3 separate regions of the Homo sapiens genome follow, and all the other regions are linked to region 1. Evidence: chromatin loops called from intact Hi-C (ENCODE). Cell type or tissue: A673. All regions are shown on one strand. Each heading gives the region's core, and the rest is flanking DNA. Links, peaks and the distances in the headings are about the cores only.

The links. Hi-C counts contacts between places; a loop is a spot of excess contacts. Peaks named below come from ENCODE experiments on the same cell type or tissue, not always from the same donor. Only the 100,000 strongest peaks of a DNase experiment are listed, where the experiment ranks them.
Region 2: it touches region 1 in a loop (4-fold over the local background); 8 of 110 quality-filtered maps call a loop at or near these places.
Region 3: it touches region 1 in a loop (2.8-fold over the local background); 49 of 110 quality-filtered maps call a loop at or near these places.

What each region holds. Positions count from the first base shown.
Region 1 is chr1:224,503,099-224,511,143 of GRCh38, reverse strand. It overlaps a transcript of CNIH3 not described here. Among named protein-coding and RNA genes, the nearest start is that of WDR26, 72 kb to the right of the region's middle. RefSeq lists an enhancer at 1,179-2,090. In A673, for the core only: no CTCF peak of the experiment used is centred there; no DNase peak of the experiment used is centred there; H3K27ac peaks cover 3,483 bases.
Region 2 is chr1:224,902,829-224,910,873 of GRCh38, reverse strand. The region is part of intron 1 of LOC105373109 (a long non-coding RNA gene); the gene reads left to right. Among named protein-coding and RNA genes, the nearest start is that of DNAH14, 23 kb to the left of the region's middle. In A673, for the core only: no CTCF peak of the experiment used is centred there; no DNase peak of the experiment used is centred there; H3K27me3 peaks cover 1,481 bases.
Region 3 is chr1:224,640,049-224,648,093 of GRCh38, reverse strand. The region is part of intron 1 of CNIH3 (cornichon family AMPA receptor auxiliary protein 3); the gene reads right to left. Among named protein-coding and RNA genes, the nearest start is that of CNIH3, 28 kb to the right of the region's middle. In A673, for the core only: CTCF peaks have their summits at 3,153 and 3,352 (motif pointing left); a DNase peak (open chromatin) is centred at 3,333.

The sequences.
Region 1 (8,045 bases), core at 1,553-6,552:
CCGCTCCCATTCTTCTCGTGATATACTGTAATGCACTGTGCCTTTAAGAAGCAGGCCTTTCAGAGAGGTCAGCCTCCCTTTCTTCACATTAAGCCTCATCTGAAAATATCCTACAATGCATAAACAGAGATCTTTTTCAGGGACAACCCAAACCACATCCTCTGGCTTGCATTTTGCATCTCCAGCCAGGCTGTGTTCAGTGCTGGCCTGTGGTGGAATGAAACAACTCTCCTCCTTTCCCCCTTGCCCCTTCTCCCAGAGGACAAAGCCAGGGAGGAAGGGGACAACCTGTTACCATCAGACCTCAGTGCCAGGGAGGCCTGGTGTGTGCTGAGCCAGGACAGAGAGTATGTGCTCCAGAACCCCCTTTGGAGTATCAGTCAGTAAACTCTGGTTGTGCCATCCTGGAACCCGGCTCCTCTGTGTTTCCTCTTACCTGCCTACCTGAGCCCCACAGCATCAAGGTCAATGACTGCATTGACCGGCCAGGACATTAATATGGTTCTAGTTCTTTCTTTTTTTTGTTTTTTTTTTGTTTTTTTTTTTTGAGACAGGGTCCTGTTCTGTTGCCCAGGCTGGAGTGCAGTGGCATGATCATGGCTCACTACAGCCTCAAACTCCTGCCCTCAAATAAGCCTCCTGCCTCAGCTCTCAGCTTCCCAAAGTGCTGGGATTACAGCCATAAGCCATGTGCCCAGCCTTGTTTCTGGTTCTTGCTGTCACCCACCTCAATTCTGAGTCTCCCAACTGGCCTCCCTGGCTCCCGACTGCTGATAGTGATCGTTTTAAAACACAACGCTGACCACGGGGCGCCCCTACTGACACTCCATGCCTGCCCATCAGCTGAGGATGAAGTTTAAGCTCCTTTGCATGGGGAATGGGGCAAACTGACTCCCGCTGACCCCTCCAGCTTCTTCTACCTCTGCTCCCCCTTCCCAGTAACAGAGCCTCTCACGGGGGCAGTTCCAAGGGGAACATCCATAGACTTCCCTCAGTGAGTCAAGAGGGAGGAGTCCAGAGTTCAGTTATCAAGTTTAAACAAGGCAGGATGAGAAGTGCAGGCCAGCGGTAGAGCCACGAGGTCCACACTGCTAGGAGCCCACGGGAAGCAGACTAAGAAAAGGAAGGCCTGAAGCCCAGAAACCAGCAGCCAAAGGAGCTTCCTCTATGGTTCGTGCATCGAGGGCTGGAAAGCATTGAGGAGGAGACACCACCACTTTCTGGGGCCCTTTTTCTAGGTGGACAGCTGGGGCTCGCCCCTGGGAGACACTGACACTGTCGCCTGCAGCTCTGAGGAGGGAAGGAGGTTGCAGGATTGCTCCTCAGGCCTGGACACCACCCCAGCATGCACTCAGACTTCAGGCGAGGGGGGCACAGAGGTGCCAGAGACTGAGCATGGGTCTCATCGTCACCAGCCTGGCACCTCACACTTCTTTTTGTTTGGATTAATCTTGTAGCCAAGAGGGAGCTGTGGAGGATCTCACCTGGGGAGTAACATGATCAGATTGAGGTTTGCAGAAAAACCACTCTGGCAGCTATTTGGGGCAGGCAGGGTACTTGGGAGATGACAAGAGTCCAGAGGACAGGACAGCAAGAGCCTGACCTGTGGCAAGGAGGGTGGGCCAGGGAGAAGGGGCTGCATGGATTGGGCACTGGGTCTCTGGTGAGGGTAGATTATGTGTGAGCTGGAGGAAAGCATGGAGCCAGAACAGACAGGAGAAGCTGAGAGGAAGACTCACAGCCAGTAAACAAACCACCACCCAGGCTTTCCTTTCTTCTTTCCTTTCTTCTTTCCCTTCTTCTTTCCTTTCGTCTTTCTATCTTCAGGGTTTCACTCTCTCACCCAGGCTGGAGTGCACTGGCATGATCTCAGCTCACTGCAAACCTCCACCTCCCAGGTTCAAGCAATTCTTGCGTCTCAGCCTCCCGAGTAGCTGGGATTACAGATGTGTACCACCACACCAGGCTAATTTTTGTATTTTTAGTATAGATGGGGTTTCACCATGTTGGCCAGGCTGGTCTTGAACTCCTGACCTCGAGTGATCCACCCACCTTGGCCTCCCAAAGTGTTGGGATTACAAGCGTGAGCCACCATGCCCAGCCAGGGCTTTTTTTTTACCATGAGGTTTGCCCAGGAGTAGACGATACAGGCAACTTCTCTCTTTTAGTATCTAATAACACATTTTACCTCTAGCTTTTACTCAAATGCCTAGTTCTACTACTAAACCCTAAACTACTTTAGAATAAAAATCGTAGTTATCTTTGAACCCCCCAGGGTCTAATACTGTACCTCACATATATCACGTGTTTAATAAACAAAGTCTCATTGGCTAGAATACAGGAATACATATATACATACATTTATATCCATATGATTATGACAAACCATATATGATTAGTGGGAGAAGCTGGAAGTTAGAGTTGTACTATATTTTGAAGAATGTTGAATTAAAGATATATTTGATACTCTAAGTAATGGGATATCATTGAAGTTTCATGAGGAGAGTAATTTTATCAGAGCTATGCTTAGGAAACTAAACTGGGCAAGATGTTTTATGGAATAAAGCAGGAAGGAACTGGAAGTAAGATTAACAGAAAGTTACAGCAATATTTTATCATAAAGAGTTCCTGCACAGGGTATAACTAATGGTCCATGGCCCCATTCTACAGACTGCAACCTAAGTCATTGACCATTAAGTTAAAAATCACATCTTAGGAATTCCAATTAAGACACAGACAAATACAGTATAAAATCCAACTGTGCTAGTCCGAATATTTCTGTCTTTACTGGGAAAGCCTGCCCCTTCAAATGCCAGAAGAATTTACAACTCTCCCAGATCTGAGCCTGTGCCATGTTGTGAGTTTGAAAAGGCCCACATCTGGCTTTAATGATCATTGTCTAGAAAAAAACATATCTGAAGGATTGGAGAGAAAGGAAAACTTTGTGGGGAAAAGAAGAGAAGGACATGTTTTATCTCAAGCCACCTAGCTTCTATTTTATAAATTTATCTATTGCCAAATACATTTCAGGAGTAGATTCTCACAAAACATACATATACCAGAAAATAGCAGTCTCAAATGGAAATACCTCTCATTCACTACTCTGGCATGGCAGATGGCCCTCTCCTGATATTCAGGGAAATGGACTTTGCTTTCAGAGAGAAAAGCCTATAAAACAATGAGGAGTTGTCTAGCGTATGCAGAAATGCTTAACCCCTTGCCCTCAGGTATCAAACCTGTATATGGAATACAAACACCATTCCTGAGCAGGGACTAAGTCTTATTCATCTTCATATCACCACAGTGCATTGCACATAGTAAATATCTCTAAATGTGAACATACATAGTTTAATAAGAAGCCTGAACTCTTGAGGTATAAAGATAAATTGGCCTCCCGCACTGGTAAGTCTATGGGGTTTCTGCAGTTCAGCAAGAATCCAACTACAGGACAAGACACCAGGTACCCCTTGCTTGCAGACACCCTTGATAACAGAGCAGAGATGAAGGTGAGTTTTGGGGCTTAGACTGTGTTATATTCAAAAGCATTTTGATTTAACTATGGGCCCTCAGGCTGCAGCATCTAACATCATGGGGATACATATACACCAGAGAAAGATCGCATACACATATATATTTGGCAAACATTAAATAGAATTTATGATGTGCTAGGCACTATTTTAATCACCTTAAAAATATTAACCCATTTAATGTAATTCTCAGAACAAACCCCAGAACATAGGCACTATTATTATCCTCATTTACAAATGAGAAAACTGAGGCACAGAGAGGACACTTGCCCAGGGTCACATTGCTATTAAGTGACAGAGTCAAGATTTGAACCCGATCTGTCTGGCTCCAAGTCTGTGTCTTAACAACACCTGGCCTCGTGCACCGCTCTTTTCTGGGTTGCTACAATTCTCTATTTGGTTTGTTGGATCTGGAGGGATACATACATGTTGATACGTTTATAAGAACTGGTGGCTGGGCATGGTGGCTCATGCCTGTAATCCCAGCACTGTGAGAAGCTGAGGCCAGCAGGTCACTCAAGCCCAGGAATTTGAGACCAGCCTGGGCAACACGGTGAAACCCCGTCTCTACAAAAAAATACAAAAATTAGCCAGGTGTGGTGGCTCACACCTGTGGTCCCAGCTACTCAGAAGGCTGAGGTAGGAGGATCACCTGAGCCCCAAGAAGTTGAGGCTGCAGTGAGCTGTGATCACACTGCTACACTCCAGCCTGGGAGACAGAGACCCTGTCTCAAAAAAAAAAAGAATTGGTGCTTCCTTCTTTTATGAGTATGAATACTTCTCATCAACGTGTAGATACTGAGCTTGTTGATAATTAAAATGTGATCACTTTCTCTCTAGTCCAGTTCTGGGCATGGTCTAATTGCTTAACATATGTGAAGTTCTAGTATGGAGAAGGGTCTAATGGAAAAGCAAGCAACTCCATTTCCCAAGGGTGGCTGCTAGACACGTGGCTTGTTGGCTGCCCTTCTGATCTCACATTGTTACCCTAAAAGGGCTGTATCAGGTTTAACTTCAGGGAAGCCCTTAGAACAGGGACGATGCAATCTCAGCTCTCACTCATCCTCCCCTCCTTGCACACGCCCTACAGAGTAACATGCAGACTAAAACTCCACTGAGCAGCGGGGACTGCCAGCAGATCCTCTGCACTGGGGCCAGGAGGGTGGCATCGAGCAGGGCCCTGGGGCCTGGCAGAGCAGAAGCCAAGGCTGAAGGAGGAAGGAGGGAAGACAGTAAAAACGGAATGTGCTAGCTTCATCACTGTGCCTGAAGTCTTTTACATCCCACGGTTCTGGGACAAAGAGGAGTGACCGTGTGTGTGTGTGTGTGCGCGCGCGCGCGCGCGCGTGTGCGTGCATATGAGTGTAAGGAATGGGAATGTGGCCCCAGGCCTGGTGACACACCAACAGCACTTCACTGCTGATTTTTTGGTTTATTTAATACTCAGCTGCCTTTGTTACAAAGGAATTTCATTCCTCAGAGATTCACTATTTTCAAAAGATTCATTCTCGAAAGATCGTAATTGTTCAGTATTGTATAAACCAAGATTCCTTAAAATAAAAAGGCTTGGGTCTTGGGAGCAATCTTTCCAACTGGGAGCAGGGGAGGGAGTATACTTCCAAAGTGGCAAACAAGATGAAGCCTTTAAGCCAATCATTTCAAGAGAAATAACCAAACTTTTAGTGCAATAGGTCACAGGGATCAATGTACTATTTTCGGTTAAAGCTTTGGCTTGTTCAAAGGACTTTGCACCTCCAGATTTTTTTGGTAATCAATTGGCAGTTTACCAATTTTATTGAACGCCAATGGTTCATATGCTGTTGGTATAAACAGTAAATAAAATTAAAGTTTAGAATCTGCTCTACAAAGACAGTGTTACTGAAAGGCACAAACAATCTAAATAAAATGAAACAAGATCTTAGAGTCAAACAGACCTGAGTCTGAATTCCAGCTCTGGCAGCTACGTAATCCTAGTCAAGTTACTCAATCTTTTTGAGCCCTAGTTTTCTTGTGGGTAAAATGGGGATAATTACACCTACCCTAGGGGTTTGATTTTCCTGTGAAAGTTAAAGGAGATAATATGTAAAAGTTTTCAGCATGATGCAAAAATAAGTGTTTACTAAAATATTAGTTCTCTCCCCTGTGAAAATAAAGAAAAGTAATATGTCATCATTGTGAAGTAACGTCACTCTGCAGATTTACAGACAACCTAACCAAAATGAAGGGGAAAGTGTATTCAAGGTACCTGAGTACCCACTACGTGTATACCACAATTCATGATATGGCAAAAAAGACTTTTTTTTTTTTTTTTCCTTTTTGAGACAAGGTCTTGCTTTGTCACCCCGGCTACAGTGCAGTGGCATGAACACAGCTCACTGAAGCCTTGACTTCCCGGGCTCAAACAATCCTCCCACCTCAGCCTCCTGGACTACAGGCGCGCACTACCATACCTGGCTAATTTTTGTATTTTTTGTAGAGACAGAGTTTGGCCATGTTGCCTAGGCTCATAATCCACTCTTTAAAAGCTTACACTTGACCTGTCTCTCACAAGAAAGGAAGGAAGGAAGGAAGGAAGGAAGGAAGGGAGGGAGGGAGGGAGGGAGGGAGGGAGGGAGGGAGGGAAAGGGAAAATAATAAAGAGCTTACACTCAAGTCAGGGAATAAAAACGTTCATATTAAACACTCAGTGGCATAAAAGCCATACTTGCCCTCCATTGAGCACTTACAATGTGTCAGGCATCATGCTGACCACCTCAGGAACAGGGTCTCATCTGATCCTCTAAACAGCCTGATGAGATAGCTATTGCAATGTCCCATTTCCCAGATAAGAAAACTGAGGCCTAGCAAGGTTAAATTACTTACCCCAAGGTCACAGAGTTAAGATGTGGGCTTTGAACTCAAGCAGTGTGAATCTATAAGCAGCGGCATGCAAAGACCAGTTACAACTAAGTCACAGGAGAACCCAGAAAAAGATTAAGGTGGGGTTGGACTAGTGACACATGACTCCTTGGAGGAATTCAGCTGGGCTCTAGAGGAAACATGGAAGGCAGGTGGGTACAGGAGGGGAGGAGAGGGGAGGGGAGGGGGTCATGGGAGCAGTCTCCTGCTGAAGCCTCCAGAAGACCGCAGGAGGAAAGGGGAACTTTCTTAGGGGGAGAGGAAATTGGAAGAGGAATCCCTTTACCAAATGTCGCTTGGAGCCCAGAATTTCAGCCAGTCTGCATAAGAATAATGTCCTACATTTTTAAAGAACACACCATAGTTTACAAAATGCTTGCACAAAACTGTCCCATTTGATGATGACAATGGGTAACATTTACTGAGAAATTTATAATAAACCAGGCACTACACTAGCTCATTCCAGCCTTAACAGGGTGCTAGGAAGTAGGTTGTAGTCTTGTCCCTCCCAGGTGAGAAAACAGAGACCAAGGTCAGCTAACATGTGGCAACAGTAGGGTTTCAGGTTTGAACCTAGGTCTAACTCGGGAAGGCATCATCCATACAGTCCTCAAAACAGCCTGTTTAAGTAAGTAGGGCAAGTACTGTATCCATTTTTCAGATGAAGAAACTGAGACTTAAAGGGAGCAAGGAAATGAATAATTTAACTCCACTAATAACTAAACCAGGTTTTATCACCCAGTCCTCAAGTCCCCTCCACCCCACCTCCAAGTTTGCCTTCCCAGGCCTGAGGGCGTCTCTGTCCCGGCACCCCTCCCTCCTGGAGCGGCCAGAGGCCTCAGAGCCTGTGGTTGCTGTGGCCTACAGCACAGCGTGCCCGAGCCTGCAGGGCTGGGCCTGTTATTCCACAGTAGTTGGCACTCCCACGGCAATCCCTGCCAGAGGGCTGGGTCGGGTTTCCTGTCTATCTCCCTTGCCACAGCTGTGTTTTCAATAGGGAAGTCGCCTGCTGCCTCTCCTGGGGGAGGACCACACTCCACCTCCCCTTGCTAAACACCAGGCAGCCCTGTGCGGTTGCCAGGGTTGTGTGAGGATAAGATTAGGAGGGGACCCGCCCCTGTGCAGGCCTGAGCAGCTGGACAACCGCCCATGAGACACGGGCTTCCCCGAGGCCCAGGCTGTCACCTCGGCTCTGGGAGGCCCGGTGGGGTTGCAGACAGCAGCGACAGCCCTCCTCCTGCAGGGGAGCCACCTGGCTGTTTCAGAGTGAGAGTCCAGGCTGCCTGTGGGGTCAAAACAGGAGGAAGAAGGAAATAAGAGGGGGGAGGGTGACAGAGACAAGAGGAACAAAGACAGAAGCAAGGGAGGAAAAGACAGAGAGGAATTAGGGCCAAAAGACCGACAAGGGAAGGAGATGTGGAACACTCTGCGGTCCTGGCTTTCAGCAAGTGCAGCACCCGTGCCTCAGGCTCTCCCTAGCTGATAGGAATTTTAATTACACACAATTAAATTGTATATGACATTTAGTACATTGTGTTCTAAATAGTGTATTGGATTTGAATACAAACTAAAGGCCATCTTCTTTCTCATCCTCCTCCCAAAAAGGTGGTGACTTCATCC
Region 2 (8,045 bases), core at 1,179-6,178, 400 kb before region 1:
CAGCCCCTTCCGTCACAGCCTGGAGGGCTAGGAGGGAAAAATTATTTCATGGGCTTGGCCCTAGGCCCCACTACTCCTTGCATCCTTAGGACATGGTGTCCTGCATCCTGGCTGCTCAGCTCTAGCTGTGGCTAAAAGGGGCCAATGTACAGCTCAGGCCCTTGCTTCAGAGGGTGCAAGCCCATACCTTGATGGCCTCTGCATGGTGTTGGGTTTGCAAATGAGCAAAAGACAGTAGTTGAGCTTTGGGAACCTCTGCCTGAATTTCAGAGGATGTATGAAAATGCCGGGATGCCCAGGCAAAAGTCTGCTGCAGGGGTGGAGCCCTCATAGAGAACCTCTGCTAGGGCAGTGGAGAAGGGAAATGTGGGATTGCAGCCCCCACACAGAGTCCCCACTAGGGCACTGCCTAGTGGAGCGGTGAGAAGAGGGCCACCATCCTCCAAACCCCCAAATGGTAGATCCAAAAACAGCTTGCACCATGAGCCTAGAAAAGCCATAGGCACTCAACACCAGCCTGTGAAACCAGCCAAAGGGGCTATACCCTGCATTACTGCAAGGGCAGAGCTTCCCAAGGGCTTGGGAGCCTACCTGTTGCATCAGCGTGCCCTGGATGTAAGACATGGAGTCAAAGGAAATAATTTCAAAGCTTTAAGATTTAATGACTGCCCTTTTGGATTTCAGACTTGCATGGGGTCTGTGGTCCCTTTGTTTTAACCACTGTCTCCCATTTGGAATGGAATCATTTACCCAATGCCTGTAACCCCATTGTATCTTGGAAGTAACTAACTTGCTTTTGATTTTACAAGCTATAGGCAGAAGGGACTTGCCTCGTCTCATATAAAACTTTGGACTTGGACTTTTTAGTTAATGCCAGAATGAGTTAAGACTTTGGGAGACTGTTGAAAAGGCATGATTGGTTTTGAAATGTGGAAAGGACATGAGATTTGGGAGGGGTCGGGGCAGAATGATATGGTTTGGCTCTGTGTCCCCATTCAAATCTCATCTCAAATTGTAATCCCCATGCGTGGAGGGAGGGACCCAGTGGGAAGTGATCAGATCATGGGGGTGGTTTCCCCCATGCTGTTCTCATGACAGTGAGTGAGTTCTCATGAGATCTGATGGTTTAAAAGTGTTTGGCAGCCAGGCACGGTGGCTGACACCTGTAATCTCAGTACTTTGGGAGGCTGAGGCGGGTGGATCACTTGAGGTCAGGAGTTCCAGACCAGCCTGGCCAACATGGTGAAATTGCGTCTCTACTAAAAATACAAAAAATTACCTGGGCATGGTGGCACCTGTAATGCCAGTTACTTGGGAAGCTGAGGCAGAAGAATCGCTTGAACCCAGGAGGTGGAGGTTGCAGTGAGCTGAGATTGTGTCACTGCACTCCAGCCTGGGTGACAGAGTGAGACTCCATCTCAAAAAAAAAAAAAAGTGTTTGGCAGTGTCCTCCCCACACCTCCTGCCACCATGTAAGATGTACCTGAGTTTCCCTTCGCCTTCTGCTGTGATTGTGAGTTTCCTGAGGCCTCCCTAGCCATGCAGAACTGTGAGTCAATTAAAACTCCTTTCTTTCTGAATTACCCAGTCTCAGGTAGTATTTTTATAGCAGTGTGAGAATGGACTAATACAGTTAGTGATTAGTTATGCATTGCTGAACTATAACATATGAGTTATGGTGTCCAGCATATGGCATTCTATGACTACTTGGTGTCAGTTAATCTAGAGCACACATAGCAATGACCTGTTATTTAGCTCAAGGGGAGAAGTGAGATGCCTGCTATTGCATTTCAATGCCTCTTTGGGCCTAATCATTAAAGGGGGCTTTCATTCTTCAGATAGCAAGTTTCTTTTCTTTCTCAAAAGTGGAATACTTTATTCTGAAATGAAGGACAGATAGCTATCGAAAAGGGGAAAAGGAGGGGTAGCTAATAGGATTTAAAACAGGGAATAGTAAAAGGCAAATTACTGAGAAGCAGGAGATGGACCTGAAAGAGTAGGAAAAAATGATACAGAGAAATCCATATGGCTGGCACATGATAATAACTATTTGTTAGATGAATTCATAAGGAGTAAAAAGAGATAGAAAAAGGGAGCATCCTATTTACTCCAAATGATTAGAAAATAAAACCCACATTTAATTTTAAATTCAGATAGAGTAATATATTTCACTTCCTGTAACCAAAACTCCCAGGAGCTTTTGTTTCCCTTACCCACTCCCCAGGATGATATTTAAAAGACATTTCTAAGGTTATCGACAAATCACCACTGTTTGAATTTAGAAGTTTGAGACTGATTTAGCAATTCTGTGATAACACACAGAATTTCACTCATCTCTTCTCATTCCCTCCATTCAGTTTTCTAAATTGTGTACATGTTTAAGCCTATGGTAGATTTAAAGTTTTCTTGAGTGTAAAAGCATTTCAGATCCAACTTCATATACTCCATGTTACACTGGGAAGATGTTTTATACATAACATCATGTTCATGTGAACTAAATATTTGACAAACATATAATGAGAACTCATCTTCCTTTTAAGCTGAAAGAAAATACATGAATCACTAGTTGTGTTAGTCCATTTGTGCTGCTACAAACAAAATACCTGAGACTGGTAATCTATAAATAACAGAAATTTATTTCTCACAGTTCTGGAAGCTGGAAGGTCAAAGATTAAGCCACCAGCAAATGTAGTGTCTGACAAGGGTTTTCTGCTTCAAAGACAGTGCCTTCTTGCTGTGTCCTTAATGGTGGAAGGGGAGAATAATCTCCCTTGAGCCCCTTTTACAAGGACACTAATCCCATTCATAAGGGTTATGCCCTGATAACCTAATCACCCCCTAAATGCCCCACTTCTTAATACTATTGCATTGTTCTCCTCATAGCTGCTTCTTCTTTTTCCTGGGATATAACTATGCACACTTCCAGGACATGAAGGCATTGTCTTTTAGAAGAAACAGAGATGTTGATATATGAGAAATGTGGTATGGCAGGCCAAATAATGGCTTCCCAAAGATGTTCATGTCTAAATTCCTAGAAACTATGACTATGTTACATTATATGGCAAAGGAGAATTAAGGTAGTAAATGGAATTAAGGTTGCTAATCAGCTGACCTTAAAATATGGAGATAATTCTGGATTATCTTGGTGGGACCAAAGAAATCAAAGGGTCTTTAAATGTGGAAGAGGGAAGCAGAAAAATAGATCAGAAAGGTGTCGTGTAATGAAGATTTGACCAGCCATTGCTGGCTTTGAAAATGTAAGGGGCAATGAGGACAGCCTTTAGAAGCTAGAAAAGGCAAGAAAACACATTCTCTCCTAGAGCTTCCAGAAAGAAATGTAGCCCTACCAACCTCTCAATTTCAGCCCAGTGAGAGTCACTTTGGCATTCTGATCTCCAGAACTATAAAGTAAGGTAGAGAATGGGGTTCCAGAGCCCAGAGTGTGGGGCTTTCCAACAGGAGCTAGATTTCTGGCCAGGGCTGCCTGGCAGGAGCTGAGACCAGGAGAGTGGGGCTATCCTGTGGGAGCAGGAATCACAGAGAAAATAGAGGAACTGCTGGAGACAGCCCTCAAAGAAGGGAAAAATGGGAAAAAATGCTCTGACATTCCCTTTCTCCTGCCCTTCAATCTTTGGCAACACCAAACCTATCTAGAAAGCCAGAAAGCAAATGTACCTGGAAAATGTATTCCTTGACATACAGCACATAGGAAAGACAGGATCTGAGAGCAGACAGTCCAATAATAGAACACCATCCATTATCTCCTACCTAGGACTAAATGACACTTTCTATGGCTGTAGTGAAGGGAACTGTCTCTATCTTTGTTCCCCTCTGTCTTCTCTTTCCTGCTGACCATGTCCCAAATCAGTCTGTACTGGCAGAATCACTTCTGTACACCTGGGCCTTTGAGATTAAACACCACACACCATATCCAGCTGGAAATGTCTCGAAATGAAGGCTTTAGATGTTGTCACAGATGTTAGACACCCTGCCCCATATTCCCTCAGCCCACTCTGAAGTCACCTGCAGCAGTGGTGAACAGTTTATGCACATGGACAATTTCCGCACTCAAGGACCCACACCTCTGCTTCTCTGCTCAAGGCTTCTTTGGGCACTCTAGGTACATGCCTAGTTCATGACAGGGCATCCTCCAAGAATAGGGGACTGGGATTTAATGCCCCCAGGGGCAACCATCAATCAGCCTGAGACTGCTGCTATTGGATAAATACTCTAGCTTTCTCAGTTTCTGATGGGGAACTCATGGGATGCGGCAACAGTATTTCCTGGAGATCCCCCAGCCAGGGTGACTGAGACCCAGTTACCTACAAAAGCAGCCTGCTCAATGATGCACCCTTTATTGGCTTTTCTCCCTTCCCTGTTTCACTTTCTCTACTCTCTCTCTTGCATCTAAGTCCTTGCCTTGGGGTCTGAGGGAAACTGAGCTAAGAAAAATGTAAAATCAAACACAGAATCTTTCTGAAATGGAGGTTGCCTCTTTTACTAAGGGAATGATGTCTTTTACATTGTGTACAGCTGCCTCTATTATTCTCTGGTGCTATAGTCAGTGGTAATTAGGGGCAGGGAAGATGTAGAGAGATACTTATACCCCAAAATGACTTAGAGAGAAATCGTTTGCTTGTAGCACGAGCCCAACTGGAAAAAAAAAAAAAAAAGGCTACCTTATTTTTTTAGAAGTCCTTGGATTCTGGGATATTATTTGTGTATCACCATTAAACCCCTGCTTTTGTGCAGCTTGTATGTAACTTGCTTCACTAAGTAAGCCATTATTTTACAACCCTTGCTTGCCTCAAAAGCACCTGAGAAGCTTTCTAAAATACAATTCCTGGGCTGCAACTTAGATTTACAGAATATTCTCTTTCTCTCTCTCTCTCTCTCTCTCTCTCTCTCTCTGTGTGTGTGTGTGTGTGTGTAAACCGCTCAGGTGATTCTGATGCACAGCTCACTTTGGGAACTGCACAAAAGTTTGTTGTAATTCTTCCACTTTTGTGATCTTAATTGAGTGGAGGATTACAAAAGACCGAGTAGAAAGACAGAAGGTGTGGGAAGTGAGGCTTGTAATTGAGACATTAGGATTTTATAGCTATTCGATGAAGATAATTTCATGACAGTGTCAAAAAGCCTGTATCCGATCACTGAGATGTCTCTCAGATTAGTCCTTCTCATTACACTTTGTAATTTAAATGTTAAAGGCAGAAGCCACTTTGATGATAAAGTGTTATCTTTGAATATCCTTTATGTAAATGTAACCTTTAGGTAAGGAAAGAGGAAAGACAATATAATTAGTGAATCGCATGCAGATAATCAGCAGCTCATGTAGTATTAGTATATAATTACAAGGCTGAGATTCTCTTAACTTGATATTTGGGCAAAGAAATGAGGAAAAACACATGCAACTCATTCTGCAAGGTTAAAATGGGGTTCTTTTAAGTGTATTTTCAACACAGCATTGAAGAGCAGATACTAAACCAACCAAAAAATCTTGTGAAACTGTATATCTAGAAAGCAGGCGCAAAAAAAGTCTTCTTACATGCTATCTATTTCATGAAATCATTAGAAATGAGATTTTACAACCCTTCATCACACTGTGAAGAATATATTAAACTTTCTAATACCATAAGACACTTGCAAGTAAATCTGTGAGCCTACTCAGTTTCCATCAGTCCTTCCACACTCAACAATGTCTGGACAAAGTGCTATGGTGGGAACAGTTTGTTTCTAAGAGTCTTCCATCTTCCCATTTGTGGAACTTCTCTAAATCATGAAACTCTGTAAGAGCCATCACACACTGCAGCACCTGGGGCATGATTATTAAATGAATAAATGAATGAGTGAATGAATGCATGCATGCTGCACAGAACCCCACACTCTGATATTCCCAAATTCGTCCTGCCCTCACATTCAACAATATAGTTGTCAAATATTTACTGAACACTGCCTATGCTAGGGGCTGTGAAACAAACAATGAGGATGAGACCAATTATATTTCTTCAAAGTCTTTACCATTGAGAATAATAGGTAGACCAAAAAGTTAACATAGAACAAAATATGATACATGCAGGAGAAACAGTTAAAAATGCAATGGAGAAAGTTGGGCACAGTGGCTCACACCTGCAATCCCAGCACTTTGGGAGGGCGAGGCTGGAGGATCACCTGAGGTCAGGAGTTCGATACCAGCTTGGCCAACATGGAGAAACCTTTTCTCTACTAAAAATACAAAATTAGCCAGGCATGGTGGCGCATGCCTGTAATCCCAGCTACTCAGGAGGCTGAGGCAAGAGAATCGCTTGAACCCGGGAGGCAGAGGTTGCAGTGAGCCAAGATCATGCCATTACACTCCAGCCTGGGCAACAAGAGTGAAACTCTGTCTCAAAAAAAAAAAAAAAATGCAACGGAGAGGAATTGTGGATGTTGTGATGGAAAATAAAGAAAAGAAAGAAGGAAATGCTATAAAATAAACCAGAAACCAATGAGAGAATTTCCAAGCAGAGGCTTGGGTGCATTGGTAGTTAGTTGATTTTTTTTCTGGGCTATTCTGTCACCCAGAATGAGAAAGAAAAAGTAGACAAGATTGAAGATTCTTAGCTGAGGCCATGCTCAGCAGAAAGAGAAACTTGTGATAGGCTCTAGGGCAGTAAGGGCAACCAGTGCCAAGTTTCATTTTAACACTGACAGGTTGGTCATGGTGACCCAGAGCACACTTGGAGAATTCTTAGGCTACGTCTGCAGGGTTGCCAGTGGCTGGGAAAAGGGAAAGGGTGACCACATAGGAGCCACAGGTGTACTGTCTGTGAACTTCAAAGGCTACCGTCTGAGTCTAAACTCTGCAAGGAGTAAAGCAAATGCATTGAGTAAACTGAGTGATGGAAAAGAGGTTGAAAATAAAGTGTTTGATAATACAAGATGATAATATCAACCTCATCACAGGGGGGCCAACCAGCATGTAAAGATGTTTCACTGTCAACAATGTCTCACATTAAGCTTTCAGGTTCCATTAAAAAATTAATATGCTATATTCTATTTGATCAATCCATTAAGATTGAATTAAACAAAGTAAATGTGGCCAGGTGCGGTGGCTCTCGGTGACTCTCACCTGTAATCCTGGCTATTCTGGAGGCTGAAGCAGGAAGATCACTTGAGGCCAGGAGTTCAAGATGACCCTAGGCTGATTTCTAAAAATAAATAAATAAAACAAAACAATGTACTTAGGAAAGGAACCCTGTTTTTATATTCATAAGCTAATTTTAATATGTGTTTTTTTCAGTTTCTCTCTTAGATTATGAGCACTTGCCCACATCTGACCTTTCCTTATATTGTATCAAATTTCCACAGTTTCTGCAAAAGAAAGTTCCAGTGAGTGCTTAATGAACCAGATAATGATAGGGAAAGATAAAGCCAGGAGTCTTTGGCAAGTTGAATGAACCTCTAAGTGATTAGAAACTATTTGGTTAGTTTTTACCTTGCTAAATTAATTGATGCTAGAGTTGCTCTAAAGGCAAAAAAAACCTGTACTCAAATAAAAATTTAGTTATTATAATTTAAATGAGATCATTTACATATGCAATTCTACCAAATATTCTTTTTTAGGTAGACCATTACTTAATAAATAACTCAAGTACAAAACATTCCACATTTTTCCTTCTCTTTCTTCTTCTTTTTTCTTTTAATTTGAGGTCAATAAAATTTTTTCCTCATTAGTTCTATGAATAAGTGATTAGCCAATACCTTAACAATTTCCTGTGTGTGAACCAATAGATCCTCTAGTATTTTTTCAAACTCATAAATTTTATAACTCAATTTATATTTGCCCATTTGAATTCACCACAGAGACAAGGGATGTGATTAACAGAATAAAATTTCTAACTAAGATCAAAGAATTATATATTATTACTTTAGGTAACTCTAAGTACTATAAGCAAAAAACAAAATGAAACAAAAAAAAACTAATGAGTTTATTGAGTCAACATAGCAAGGTTTTTCATTCTTATTGAAAAACAAGGTTATTAAATTTTTTCTTACAAAAACAA
Region 3 (8,045 bases), core at 1,179-6,178, 140 kb before region 1:
TCACTCCCTCCTGGACATGGCTGGTTCTTCACTCTCTCCCCAGCTCCAGATCCAGTTTCCATCCCAGGTTCCTCCAGAACCTCAACATGCCCGAAACAGAATTCATCAGTATATGTCTCCAAAAATTCCTGCCCGTTCCCGTAACCAGTACCCTAAGATAGAACAGTTCCAAAGCCTGGCTGAGTTTTAACTCTGTTCTTACCGACCTGCCACTATCTGTCCAGCCACCTGGCCCACTCAGCCCCTGTGCCTGCAGGCTCCTTACACCAGGGCCCCTGTGCCTGCAGGTTCCTTATGCTGATCTGGGAACCACAGCTGCTGTCCTTCCCTTCCCTCTGCCCTGCTGGCTCCCAGCCCACCTTCTCTTCCCCCTGTGCCACCCAGCCACACATCCTTGGCTCTGTCCCAGCCTCTGTCCTCTCTAGAAGTGGGGTTAACACACATTCTCCCAAGTTTCCAGGCTTCACTTTCTCCACAGGGCCCTAACCCAGTTCACTGCTTTGGTTCTCATCATGAACATCTGGTCTCAGGTAATAATTTCCCGCCACAGCCTTGGCCACACAGAACCCAGTCCCTGGCAGTGAGTGATGTCCCAGCTTCTGCCCATCCCCAGTCTCCACCCCGACACCCAGGCCCAGGCAGGGGGGTGGTCAGACACTCCTGTTCCACCTCCATGGACAAGCAAGCCAGACTACTTCAGGGTTTTCCACAAGACACCCTCACTATTTGGTCTGAAGAATAAACTTTTTATCGGAGGAATTCAAGCCCCCTTTAATTATCAAGCCCAGAGAGGCACTGAAATGTGACTGTAGGACGGGCACAGTGCCTCACGCCTATAATTACGGCACTTTGGGATGCCGAAGCAAGCGGATCACTTGAGGCCAGGAGTTCAAGACCAGCCTGGCCAACATGGTAAAACCCTGTCTCTACTAAAAATACAGACGTGAGCTGGGTGTGGCGGCGGGTGCCTGTAACCCCACTCAGGAGGCTGAAGCAGGAGAATCGCTTGGACCCAGGAGGTGGAGGTTGCAGCGAGCCGAGACTGCACCACTGCGCCCTGGCTTGCATGACAGAGCAAGACTCTGTCTCAAAAAAATAAAAATAAAAAAGTGACGGGGCCATGTGTGTGACAGCAGTCATGTCTCATTCCTCTCTTGAGCTAAATCATTTCCTCTTGAGGCCACATGCTATATGGGCTCTAGGCTAACTGACACCAGATTGTCATAAAATGTCACACACTGGACACCAGCACTCATACTCTATAGTTCACCAGTGTAGGGCCAATCACTAACAAATATTATTTCTGTCAACCGGTGAGAACTCCTGTCAAACAACTTTGTATTGGCTCAGCCTTGTCCCCTTTTGCCTTTAAAAACCTGCTTGTAATAGACTGGACATGGTGGCTCATGCCTGTAATCCCAGTAATTTAGGATGCCGAAGCAGGAGGGTTGCTTGAGTCCAGGAATTGGAGACCAGCTTGGGTAACAGAGCAAGACCCTGTCTCTACAAAAAATACAAAAATTAGCTGGGCGTGGAGGCACACCTCTGTAGTCCCAGCTACTCGGGAGGTTAAGGTAGGAGGATTGCTAAAGCCCAGGAGGTCAAGGCTGCAGTGAGCCACGACTGTGCCACTGCACTCCAGCCTGGAAGACAGAGTGAGACACCGTCTCAAAACAAAAACAAAAACAAACAAACAACATGCTTGTAACAAAGGCCAAAGGGAGCACTCCCCAAGGCAACTTGGAATTGTGTCCCGGGCAGCTGTCCTCAACCTTGGCTCAGATAAACTGTCTGTATTAACGTTGCCTCAGTTCTTTCTTTAGGTTGGCAGAACTAATCCCTCTGTCTTTCTCTTCATCTGTCAAAATGCTGTTAGGCCCATATAAGTGCCACCTCTCTGTGATGTCTCCAATCAAACGTGACCTTGAATTGAACCTCCACTGAAAACCTCTGCTGTCTTACGTTAGAGTTACTATCTTAGACCGTGAGATCGAGGACTGGGCCTTTATCTAACTCTTTATAACACATATAATTATGTGCTTGCTGTGACTGATCAATGGGTGCTCAATAAATATGAATATAATTAAATACAACTGGATTCCCTAAAGGGCTACCCAGCACAATGCCCAAAATAGCCTGCATACTGCCAAGGGGAAGAGATGATCTGATCTATAAATTAAACATGGGCCATGCTTCTCCACTGCATCTCCCCACTGCTTCCTGCCCTTTGGCCATTTGGTCCTTATTAATTCCCTTGGAGCGAGATGGCCAGAGAAAGAAAATGTACTGCAACATAAATTCCTCCATGTTATGGGGTGGGGAATGGCAGTAGGGAGTGGTGGAAATGACTGGAGCTTGGATGTGCTTTTCTTTAGGTTTCTAGGCTCCAACAGATGTGAATATCCGCTGGCCACAATGAGTGCTGCACCTGCTGCCATAGCACAGCCTTCCGGGCTGAGCCTGCTCCACATGTTACCCTGAATTGGAACAGGGCCTAAACCTCACCACCCACCATATTTTGGAAATAAGCACATCAGGAGCACAGAGGGAGTGTCACCACGTGATGGGGAGCTGCGTGGCCCTGCCTTCAGAGGGCTGGAAACGCTCGGCACCGCTGGCTCAGCATCTTCCACAGCACGCTCTGTAACACGCGTGCAATCCAGTACAACGCTGAACAGAGGCGCAGGAGAAAGGAGGCCAAGCCAGGTCTCTCTCGCGCTTCTCTGGGGATTGCCCTTCAAGAGGTGAGTGTACCGCCTCTTGGGGGCTGAGTCTCCTCTGCAGCACCAAGTAATGGCCAGACACCAAACAGGGCAAGACCCAAGAAAGTAACATAGGAGAGAGGGGGCAGAGCAGGGCAGTGGGGAGGTGGTGGGAGGAGAGAGAGAGAACTGATCAAACACGGTAGGGAGAGGCATAAGGTAAGCATACAGTTTTTCCTTGGTAGAGACCTGACTCCCTCTTGTGTATTTCTGCATCTGTAAAACTGAAATAAAAGATGCCCAGCACTCAAAGAGAAGGCCAGCAGAGATTCACACTGTTCGCCACTCCCAGTGGTGAGGCAGCCTCTATTGCCTTCCATAACCATCCTCACCCAGGGTGTGAAATGCTTCCACAGTCCTTAGTTGGCCACACAGAGATCTCAGCCACTACCTGCATGGGGTCTGTTAGCAGTACAGAAGCCACTGTCCTTCTCCAGTGCCCCCAGCTCAGTGGAGGTGCATGCACTTGGCTGCTTACGCTTAAGCAAGTTTCCAGCACTGGCATTTGCCTGAGCCTCTCTGGGTATCTCAGAAGACCTTTGAACTTGGAGGCGTCTTCAGCACCACCAGTGTGCAAAACCTCAGCCCTCTAGTGGCAACGGTTGAGCATTACAGCTTGGTGGAAGAAAAAAATTGTTTGGCATACAGCAGTCAGGTATCTGTGGGATAAAGGACAGTCATCTGCTTGCGGCAGCCAGGAGAAATTTAAGAATGGATGAAAACAAAGCTAAAGGTATAAGGGTCATAGGGATGCTTTTTTGCTCCCTTGATTTGTAGAATTTGTTTAATTCAACAAATACATCCTGCTGCATGCCAGGCATAATATTAGAGCCAGACATCGCCTCAGACATCACCTGGTCCAACCCCACACTCCCCGATATCCTGTAGTCTAGCTCCATAGCTGCCACCTTGGATGGGGAATCATCCACTAGAGATCTACAAAAAATACAAAAATTAGCTGGGCGTGGAGGCACACCCCTGTAGTCCCAGCTACTCGGAAGGTTAAGGTAGGAGGATTGCTAAAGCCCAGGAGGTCAAGGCTGCAGTGAGCCATGACTGTGCCACTGCACTCCAGCCTGGAAGACAGAGTGAGACACTGTCTCAAAACAAAAACAAAAACAAACAACATGCTTGTAACAAAGGCCGAAGGGAGCACTCCCCAAGGCATTCAACACATTCAGTCACCAAGCATGCGTTGAATGTGCAGGCCCTGCTGAGGTGCTGGAGCAAGGGCTATGGACAAGCCCCACTCGGTCCCTGACTTCATGAAGCTTTCAGTCTAAGAGGTCCCCAAGGTCACTTGGCCTCTACTACAATTCTAATACCCCACTAGATCCACCAGGGTTGCTGCCAACCCCCAACTTCCAGTCTCAGAAACGCCAGGATGGCCTCAACTGGTCTGAGCCACAGCAGTGAGACAGCCAGGTAGGAAGGGGTCCCCAGAGAAACTCCAGCCAACCTGCGAACTGGGAGGAATGCACCATGGGGTGGAGCCTCAGAAGTTCCTGTCATTTGCAGCAGGAAGGAGTCCGGCCCCTCCTCTTCCTGGGTAGAACCTGGGATTTCATCCATGAGGCGGGAAGCCTATACTAGAAGGACTCTCGTTCTGCTGAGTCCCTGTTCCCCACTTTTTTTCCTTTTTGCCCAATAAATCCCATTATTCTCACCCTTCAAACTGTCTCTGAGTGTAATTTTCTGTGGCTGTGTGACGAGGATCCCATCTTTAGCTGAACTAAGGAAAAGTCCCACAACAGAAGGGAGGCTGCCCGGCCTCCATGAAGGCAGGCTCTCTCCTCACACACCAGACCCACCACGTCAGGCCTTGCCTTCATGACCCACTCACTGTCCCACCAGGGTCTCTCCAGACAAGCCGACTGGGCTGCGGGGCCAAAGCAGGCCAGTGTGGTTACACTAACACCTCGCTGCATTTTCCCTAGTTTCCTTAAATCTAGATGAGCCTCATGTAGATGTGACTGGAACCGATGTCCAAAAGATGCTGCAAATAAAATGCACTGTAGACACAGAAACCACCGTACTGGAGTGTAATTTCTCATTCTACATTTGTTTTCTCTAGTCGACTACCACCTCCTTCAGAGCAGGCCTCGTTTTATTTCTCCCCCTATTCCCAGGGCCCAGGATCCTCGGCAGGTATTTGATAGTTGTGAAATAAGCAGGTGCATTTGAGGACAGGAATACAAAGTGAATACCAAAGTGCATACACTCCAAACACACGCCTCGACCATCAACAAGGCCACAGAAGGGCCGCAGATGTGTCCACACTGCCAGATCTTAGCTGGTTGACACAGGCAGAAATGGAGGACCCTTTAGGAATCTCGGAGGAGAACCACACCTTGGCCTGCATGTTCAGATACAATGCACTCTCCTTTAGAGCTCTCTCCGGAGAGTTTACAGCTCAGAGCACCAACAGTTCACAGTGTCCCAACTGTTCCCCCTGCCTAGCTCTCTCGCATCTTACTTCATAAGACCATGCTTTCGATGCAGAGATGCAAGACCCAGATATGTGTGGGTTTTCTTTCATAACAGCCTCTCTGATATATGTGCAGTTCTAAGACAATGAGAAATCAGAAACGCAAAGCATTCTCTTAAATAAAATAAAATAAAATCTCTACCTACAGAGCACAGAGAGCTTGAGTCACCCAGAATATACAGCAGAAAGGTAGAGGAGCACAGTGGTAAGGAGCCATGCTCTGGGGTGAGACTGCCTGGAATCAGTCCGGGCTCAGCCATTTACTCCCTGTGCCTCCGCTTCCTAATCTGAAAAACAGACACCATCATAGCTACAGCCAGGTACAGCGGCTCACACCGACAATCCCAGCACTTTGAGAGGCCAAGGCAGGTGGATTGTTAGAGGCCAGGAGTTCGAGAACAGCCTGGGTAACATAGGGAGATTCCTGTCTTTACGAAAAATAAAAAATTAGCTAGATATGGTGGCATATGCCTGTAGTCCCAGCTTTCAGGAGGCTGAGGCAGAAGAATCACTTGAGCCCAGGGCTTTGAGGCTGCAGTGAGCCATAATCGCACCACTGTACTCCAGCCTGGGAGACAGAGCAAGACCCTACCCTCAAGGAAAAAAAACAGTATCTGCATAATAGAACACTGGGAAAATTAAATGAGTTGTTACAGTAAGAACAGTGCCTGATACAGCAAATATTCAATCAATATCAGCTGTTACTATGGTGGTACCCATCCTTCACATCCTTGAACAAAATAGCAAATAAGTAAAATACCATGTAACAAATCTTGTTATGTCCAAACGGAGCATAACCAGCCCTCCCAAACCAGAATCCTAAGGGCAGGAATTACAGTCTGAATTTTGGAGATGTTTTCTGGTGATTCACATGCACATGCTGAAGTGTGCAAACTTCTGTTCAAGGAATACCCTGAATGCATGAGGAACAAACCAATGGTTTTCACTAGTTTTACAAATACAACTTGAGTTTCCAAGGTGGGGGCCTGGGAGCACCAGGAAAATTTTTGACATGGTTGCAAGCCATTATCCCGATCCTAGATCCTATGACACAGATGCTAAGGAATCAGAACATGACAAAGAAAAAAGGAAGTGTGTTGTGGGTAGAGGCCGCATCCTCTGAGAGTTGGCCGATCTTCCTTTGAGAAGTGCACCAGTGCCCAAAATAGAACCTGGAGTCCAGCTAGAGCTGCCTAGGCAGAGGCCACACCTGCAGCATTTGTGCTCTTAGCAACGTCGTCCACTCAGACACCAGGATGTTGATTTGTCCCAGGGCTGGAAGTTCCTGGCTCTCTTCAGGGTCTGGGCTGGGCTGGTGACTGGAATGGGAAGCAATAGCTGGAAGGTACAAACCAGACCCCGATTCTCCAGAAGAAGAGTTCTCTGGAGATGACCCCAGGGCGTTGCACCTGGGTGCCTGGGATGAAGAGGGCATCCGTGAATAAAAGTGGGGAATCCAAAGAGTCCAGGTGGGGAAGGATGGAGGGGAGGGTTCCCAGCCCAGTCATACATGTCAAGCTTAGGCACTGTTCCCCGGGAATTGACTGGTGGGCAAGGAGGAGCATTCCCTCAGAAGGGAAACTTCTCTTCCCCTCCCCGGCAGGTGGGGCTAAACCTCTTGCTGTACAGCAGGTGCTGCAGCTCAGGGCAGCAGCAGGGTAGTGCCGATGTATGCCGAGGAGGCTTAGCCCAGGCATCTCCCCTGGGTCCCTCTGCTACCATGCCGAAGACTCCAATCACAGCGTCTTCACATCCCAATTATACTGAAAATGAACCTCAGAGCCCCTGAGGAATTGCACTTGCCTGATCACAGAAGCAAATATAGCACATGCAAAGTAAAAGAATACGGTATAATCTTTGCTGAATGTCAACTCTTTCCCAGAAACACATCACCTCCACACTTGCTCACAATCAAGTGCTCCTTCCTCCCTCACCTTTAGATCTGCTGCTTAGAACACAACAAGCAGCTGGCTTGCAGCCTGCCCCGAACAGCCCCTGCCCCTTAACGACCACTCAGCCATGTCTCAGGGGTGACACACACAAGGGGAATCTTGGCAGATGGTGGCAGAGATCCCTTGTTATCTCCCAAACATCTTATCTCTGGGTTTGGCTCTGCCATGACACCCCACCAGTTCACAACACAGCAGCCAGAGAGCCGGTGAAGGGCTTTTCACTTCACTTGCTCCTCCAGCCCCTGCCTGCACAGACACTGGGCACAGAAACTAATGAGCAGAGAATAGCTAGAAGAGAAAGCGGTGATGCTGAGGAGTAAATAAATTATTCAGATCGCAGAAAAGGAGAGACACAAAAGGGTCTGAGAGTCTGCTAAGCTCTGAATCACCTAAGATCGCATGTGCCTTCTCCAAACTTGACACCAACCTCCTCTGCAAAGAAAGGGCTTTTCTAAGCATCTTGCTTCAAATTGCCTCTCAGGGCAACTGTTGTTGAAGGGCTGGGAGCAGTGAGGAATGAAGAGGGAGTCACAGCGTCTCTACAGCACAAGAGCTGAAAGGGGCTGTTCTGTTACCTGCCCAGCCACCCAGATGAGAAAAGTGCCGCTCAGAGAGGTGGCGGAGGCTGGTGAAAGAGCATACACTCACTGTCACAGAGCAGAGAGTGTCCTGTCATGTTTGCACACACACACACATGAATAGCGAGAGGAAATGGAAAGGTGTTACTGAACTGGAATCCACTTGCCCAGCACAGTAAAACCTCACATCCACACGGAGGTTTTGCAGTGGGAGAAAGAAGGGCATTTATTTGCAAGGCACCAAGCAAGGAAAACTGGGCAGCTC